Linked DNA regions of Homo sapiens: region 1 is linked to region 2. A link is a contact called in ENCODE Hi-C or POLR2A ChIA-PET data. All regions are on one chromosome and are shown on one strand. The core of a region is the stretch at or near the end of the contact, and the rest is flanking DNA. Distances in the headings are between cores, read along the strand shown.

Region 1 (3,123 bases), core at 24-2,523, 310 kb before region 2:
GGACACAGGAGCAAACAGCCCAAGTGCTCAGCAGCAGAAGAACAGGAACAGTGGCGCAGTCACCAGGGAATCCCAGGCGGCAGTGAAGAGGAAAGGATGCCTGCTTCACACAATGACCCTGGTCCCAGGGGTGCACTCCTCACAGCAGCCAGAGGGTGGAAACAACAAACATCTGTCACAGATGCAAGGATGAATGGAATGCAGTGCCTCCATGCGGCGGAATATTATTCAGCAATAAAGAGGAATAAAGTACCGATACACGCTACGACACGAGTGCACCTTGAAAACATTCTACCCGAGGCCAGGCACAGTGGCTCACGCCCGTAATCCCAATACTTTGGGAGGCTGAGGCGGGTGGATCACAAGGTCAGGAGTCCGAGACCAGCCCAGCCAAGGTGGTGAAACCCTGTCTGTACCAAAAATACAAAAATTAGCCGGGCGCAGTGGCAGGCATCTGTAATCCCAGCTACTTGGGAGGCTGAGGCAGGAGAATCACTTGAACCCAGGAGGCGGAGGTTGCAGTGAGCCGAGATTGTGCCATTGCACGCTAGCCTGGGTGACGGAGTGAAACTCCAGCTCAAAAAAAAAAAAAAAAAAAAAAAAAAGAAGAGTGCAAGCACAGTTCTACTTGTTTCCATATCAAAACAGGCAACAAGACTGGACAATACAGATTTAAACACGAAAGAAAGGAAAAAGATTAAATGTCAGACGGTGGTTCCCAGGGAGGGACACCTTAGGCCATGCAGGTATTCTATACGTATTCTTTGCATCCACTCAACGTTTAATAAGAAATAACAATGAAATGTTAGAAGAAGGGAGAATTGCCTTATAGCCTTGGGGTTAGGCAAAGCTTTTATTTTTATCCCTGATTCAAAATCCTAAAGCCATTTAAAAAAAAAAAAAAAAAGCTCCTTCCTCTCCAAAAAAAAAAGAATCCCTTCTGCATGGCAAAAACACCGGAAATAAAGTCCTAAGAGACATACTCACTTGCAATTCTTATCACAGGCAAAGAGCTAATATGTAATGAGCTCCTACAAATCAGTCAGAAAAAGACTCAGCAGAAAATAGGCCAAAGGATTTGAAACACACACTTCACAGAGAAAGAAATCATTAATAGAAAAGCCTTACTCATAGGGAAAGATGCCCAACCTCCTTGTAAGAGAAATGCAAATTAATATGATCGTGAAAGACCATGTTTCACCTAGGATTGTCAAAAGTCTTACGAGATAACACACCTGTCTGTCGGCAAGACTGTGGGGGCGCTGAGCACTCCTCCCAGGTGGTGGAGGCGTCAACTGCTGAGTCGCCACTGGAGGGGGATTTGACGCTACTCAGCCCTGACCAGCAACCCCGCTTCTGGGAGTTTACCTGACATCCTAGCACGGTGCAAAACAAGGCGGGGACAAGGCTGTCGGCTGCAGGCTGTTTGGAACAGCAGAAGCTTGGAAACAACCCAAATGTCCCTCCTGAGGGGGCTGATTAAATAAAGAATAGCCCATCCATAAAACAGAATACAATGGAAAAAGAACCAGGAAGCTCTCTCTGCACACAAGTGGAAAGATCTCCAAGATACAGGAAGTGAAAAAGCAAAGCACAGAACAGTGTATATTCCACACTCTCATTTCAGTTTTCTTTAAAAAGGTGGGGAACTAAGTATCTGTGTTTGGCTCTAGCTACATAAAGAAACACTGAACAGAAACATGACTGTACAGGGCTAAGTGGGTCAGGGAGGAAGGGGTGGGGGACGCTTCACTGGATACTGTGTTATAAGTTGCAATTTCTTTCAACACCTTTATTGAGATGTAATTCAGATAACTCTCCAATTGAGTCACTCAAAGTGTGCGACTCACCGTTTTTAGTATATTCACAAGCTTGCGCAGCCATTACCACAATCAATTTTAGAACACAGGCCGGGCGCGGTGGCTCACGCCTGTAATCCCAGCACTTTGAGAGGCCGAGGCAGGCGGATCACAAGGTCAAGAGATCAAGACCATCCTGGCCAACATGGTGAAACCCCATCTCCATTAAAAGTACAAAAATTAGCTGGGCGTAGTGGCGCACGCCTGTAATCCCAGCTACTCGGCAGGCTGAGGCAGGAGAATTGCTTGAACCCAGGAGGCAGAGGTTGCAGTGAGCCGAGATTGTGCCACTGCACTCCAGCCTGGCGACAGAGCAAGACTCCATCTCAAAAAAAAAAAAAAAAAAATTAAAAATTAGAACACAGCATCTTCTTATCAGCTGATACCTTCGTATCAGCATCTGCTGTGGGTTCCGCATCTGCCGATTCAACCATGGATCAAAAATACGTGGGGGGAGAAAATAAAAAATAACAACACAACAATAAGAAATAGGTTGGGTGCAGTGATGCACAACTGTAGTACTACCACTTTGGGAGGCTGAGGAGGATTACTTGAGTCCAGCGGTTCGAGACCAGCCTAAGCAACATAGTGAGACCCTATCTCTACAAAAAATACAAATATTAGCCAGGCGTGGTAGCACGTGCCTGTGGTCCCAGCTACCTGGGAGGCTGAGGCAGGAGGACTGCTTGAACCTAGTAAGTCAAGGTTGCGGTGAGCTATGATCACACCACCACACTCCAGCCTGGGTGACAGAGCAAGACCATGTCTCAAAAATAAATAGGTAAATAATATAAAAATTAAAAATACAGTACAATAACTATTTACATAGCATTTACATTGTATTAGGTATTATAAGTGATCTAGAGATGATTTAAAGTATATGGAGAAGGCCAGGTGCCAGCATTTTGGGAGGCTGAGGCAGGCGGATCACCAGGCAAGGAGTTCCAGACCAGCCTGACCACCATGATGAAACCCCATCTCTACTAAAAATACAAAAATTAGCCAAGGTGCTCCCGTGGGAGCGCCTGTAATCCCAGCTCTCAGGAGGCTGAGGTAGGAGAATCTCTTGAACCTGGGAGGCGGAGGTTGCAGTGAGCCGAGATCACACAACTGCACTCCAGCCTGGCGACACAGCGAGACTCCGTCTCAAAACAAAAAAAAGTATACAGAGGATGCGCGTAGCTTATATACAAATACTACAGCTTTTTATATCAGGAACTTGAGAATCAGAGGATTCTGGTATCTGAGGGGGATCCTGGAACCT
Region 2 (3,041 bases), core at 88-2,587:
GGGTTTCACGGATGTTGGGAGTCCCTGAAATGTATGCCTTCCTGGCTCAAAGACATCATTTTTCCTAATCTCCAGCTGTGTTTCTCTAGGTACCACCCTTGTATAATATGATTAAGAGCTAATGTTTATTGAGTTCTTACTCTGTGCTATGCTGTTTGCTGAGTGCTTGCATGTAAGATCATATTTAACGCCCACATTGTGACTGATTTCTCTAGGTACCTATTTTACTGATAAGAAAACTGAGGTTCAGTGAGATGAAATGACTCATCTGAGAGCTAGAATTCTTTTTTTTGAGACAGGGTCTCGCTCTACTGCCCAGGCTGGAGTGCAGGGGTGCGATCTCAGCTCACTGCAACCTCTGCCTCCTGGGTTCAAGAGATGCCTCAGTCCCCCAAGTAGCTGGGACCACAGGTGCATGGCACCACGCCCATCTAATTTTTGTGTTTGTAGTAGAGACAGGGTTTCACCATGTTGGCCAGGTTAAGAGCTAGGATTCTAGTCCATGCCTAATTTGATAGTCTGGTCTCTCAACTATATACTACTTCTCCAGGTTTAGGACCTGGGGAGCTGGGAAAGGGGGACACAGAGTTGAGCTACTGTGCAAAGAGACGCAGGAGAGAATATCCTGCCTGCTGCTCTTTTCATCTCCCTGGTTTTCTCTCTCCCTATCATTTTCTCCCTCAGATTCCATTTCCTAAAACTTTTTATCTTTAAAAATATTTATTAAATGAACAAATGACTCAGTCTCTAATAGGTGGGTGTCCTAATTTATAGCTGGGTCTCATAGCAGAAGCCAGCTCTGTGGTTAGATACTTTTGCATTTCCACTGTGCAAATCCCTAACACTTAAACAAGAGAAGGGCAGACAGGAGACCAGAGATGGAAAGTAATTGCAACTCATTCCCCTGAATTGTGGACTCTCAGACAGACTACTGCCATTGAAATGCATATTTTGAACACAGCCAGCTCTTTCATTGAGCAGATGGGAAAACGTGTCTGCTCTTGATGAGAGAGGCTCTATCCCCACCACAAAACCCAATTACTCCCTCTATCCTGGTTTGCCCATTAAAACTTCAGCTGTGCTCAAGGTTCCAGAGTTTTTGATTATTTCTATTTTGGGGGCAGTAAATGGAATCTCTTAACTAGGTTCCTGAAATAACTGTCAGAAGAGTTTATGTATTTCAGTACAAAGAACACACGCTTGTTTCAAGCCATTGTGACAGGCAGTACCCAAACACTGAATAATATTTTGGTCTTGGTCTCTGGGTGATGGCTGTCCCTCTGCAGCACCTATGTCATCTGCACTTTTTGGGAACTGACGTTTACAGAGCACAGTCATATGCTAAGCACAGGGCCAAGAGTTTACATAGATGACCTCATTCACGAAGTCCAGAAATATTTGTTAAGTGTCTTCTTTGTGTTAGGTCTGTTCTAGGAGGTAAAAGAGATAGAACAGCAATAAATGTTACCCAGGCTGGAGTGCAGTGGCACGATCTTGGTTCACTGCAACCTCCGCCCCCTGGTTCAAGCAATTATCCTGCCTCAGCCTCCCCGTAGCTGGGATTATAGGCACGCACTGCCACGCCCAACTAATTTATGTATTTTTAGTAGAGATGGGGTTTCACCATGTTGGCCAGACTGGTCTTGAACTCCTGACCTCAAGTGATTCGCCTGCCTGGGCCTCCCAAAGTGCTGAAGATTACAGGCTTGAGCCATCGCGCCCGGACAGAGTTTACCTTCTAAGAGAGGGAGACAAACTCTAAACAACACATCAACCCAACAGGAAGATAAGTACTGTACAGAGATTGAGATAGGTTATGGGAAGACAGAGGCTGGCAGTCAGGGACAGCTTCTCTAGGGCAATGACAGTGAACCTGGCATCTGAGGGACAAGGAGGAACCAGATTTCCCCTCTGGATCCCTGAGGAAAGCAGATTCCAGGCAAAGAGGACAGCGAGTGCAAAGGCCCAACCAGGCATAGACCTGGCACGTCCAAGAGGCAGAAGGAAGTCCAGTGCCTGGTGCTGTGGGAGGGCATGGGTGCCAGGCACCTGCAGTGGGGGGGCCTGATTCTGTACGGCACTGCAAGTCAGGTGAGCGAGACTGGATTTTATTCCAAATGCAATGAAGAAGTTATTGGAGGTTTTAAGCAGGGAATAACCCCATCTGATGTATATCTGTAAAAGGTTACTCTGGTCACTATGTGGAGGCTGGGTTGGTGCTACAAGTAAAAGAAAGGAGCCCAGGTGGCAGCTGCTGCAGTCAGCCAGGCAAGAGAGGACACTGAGGGTTAGGAGTCAGGTGCTTTCCTCACCTGGATTGAGGTTCCTCAAATCCTCCTGGTGTGGCTGAGAAGGCTGGTGGATAGACAAGTACGAGTTCCGGGAGAGGCCAGGGCGAAGGTGGGTCACTGGCGTATGGGCGGTATTTGAAGCTACCAGACCAAATGAGGCCACCCAGGGAGAATATGTAGATACAGTAAGGAAGGGGGCTTGGGAAAGAGTAGACTGACAGGACAGGGAGCTGGCAGAGAAGATGGAGAGGGGTCAGCCAGTGAGGAAGGAAAACACTGTCAAAAGTTTGGCAACAAAGAAGCCAAGAGAACAAAGCGTCTCAAGAAGATGGGAGTGGCCAACCACACCAAACAGGTTAGAGGAGTGACTCAGTCCAAGCCAGTGGGGTCCCCGCGCTGTTGGCAAGAGCAGCTGCAGTGGCTGCCGGGGGCAGGAACCTGACAGGAGTAGCCAGGCAGAGATGGGGGTACAGAGGCATCTTTCAAGAAGTTCTGGGCTGGATGTGGCTCATGCCTGTAATCCCAGCACTTTGGGAGGCTGAGGCAGGTGGATTGCCTGAGATCAGGAGTTCGAGGCTAGCCTGGCCAACATGGTGAAACCCCGTCTCTACTAAAAATACAAAAAAAATTAGCTGGGCATGGTGGTGCAAGCCTGTAATCCCACCTACTCGGGAGGCTGAGGCAGAAGAATCGCTTGAACCTGGGAGGTGGAGGTTGCAGTGAGCCAAGATCATGCCATTGCACTCCAGC

What was found. A loop is a pair of places that touch in the nucleus more often than their neighbours do. ChIA-PET counts read pairs that join two places held with the same protein, here RNA polymerase II (POLR2A). Pooled maps may share reads with other maps.
Region 1: a loop to region 2 is called in a pooled map, with 3 times the contacts of the local background. The contact joins two enhancer-like sites. A Hi-C loop is called at or near these places in 2 of 50 pooled maps. POLR2A ChIA-PET finds 5 or more read pairs at or near these places in 3 of 52 experiments (Caco-2, Panc1 and T-cell).

Annotation. Positions count from the first base shown.
Region 1 is chr22:38,304,543-38,307,665 of GRCh38, forward strand. The region is part of intron 6 of TPTEP2-CSNK1E (TPTEP2-CSNK1E readthrough); the gene reads right to left. The region is part of intron 2 of CSNK1E (casein kinase 1 epsilon); the gene reads right to left. Among named protein-coding and RNA genes, the nearest start is that of CSNK1E, 11 kb to the right of the region's middle. RefSeq lists enhancers at 1,191-1,240, 1,341-1,590. Within about 2 kb of position 1,274, at least 18 of the 41 ENCODE cell types and tissues checked have a DNase peak (open chromatin) inside an H3K27ac peak, as active enhancers do.
Region 2 is chr22:38,613,598-38,616,638 of GRCh38, forward strand. All of the region lies in intron 11 of FAM227A (family with sequence similarity 227 member A), which reads right to left. Among named protein-coding and RNA genes, the nearest start is that of FAM227A, 41 kb to the right of the region's middle. Within about 2 kb of position 1,338, at least 2 of the 41 ENCODE cell types and tissues checked have a DNase peak (open chromatin) inside an H3K27ac peak, as active enhancers do.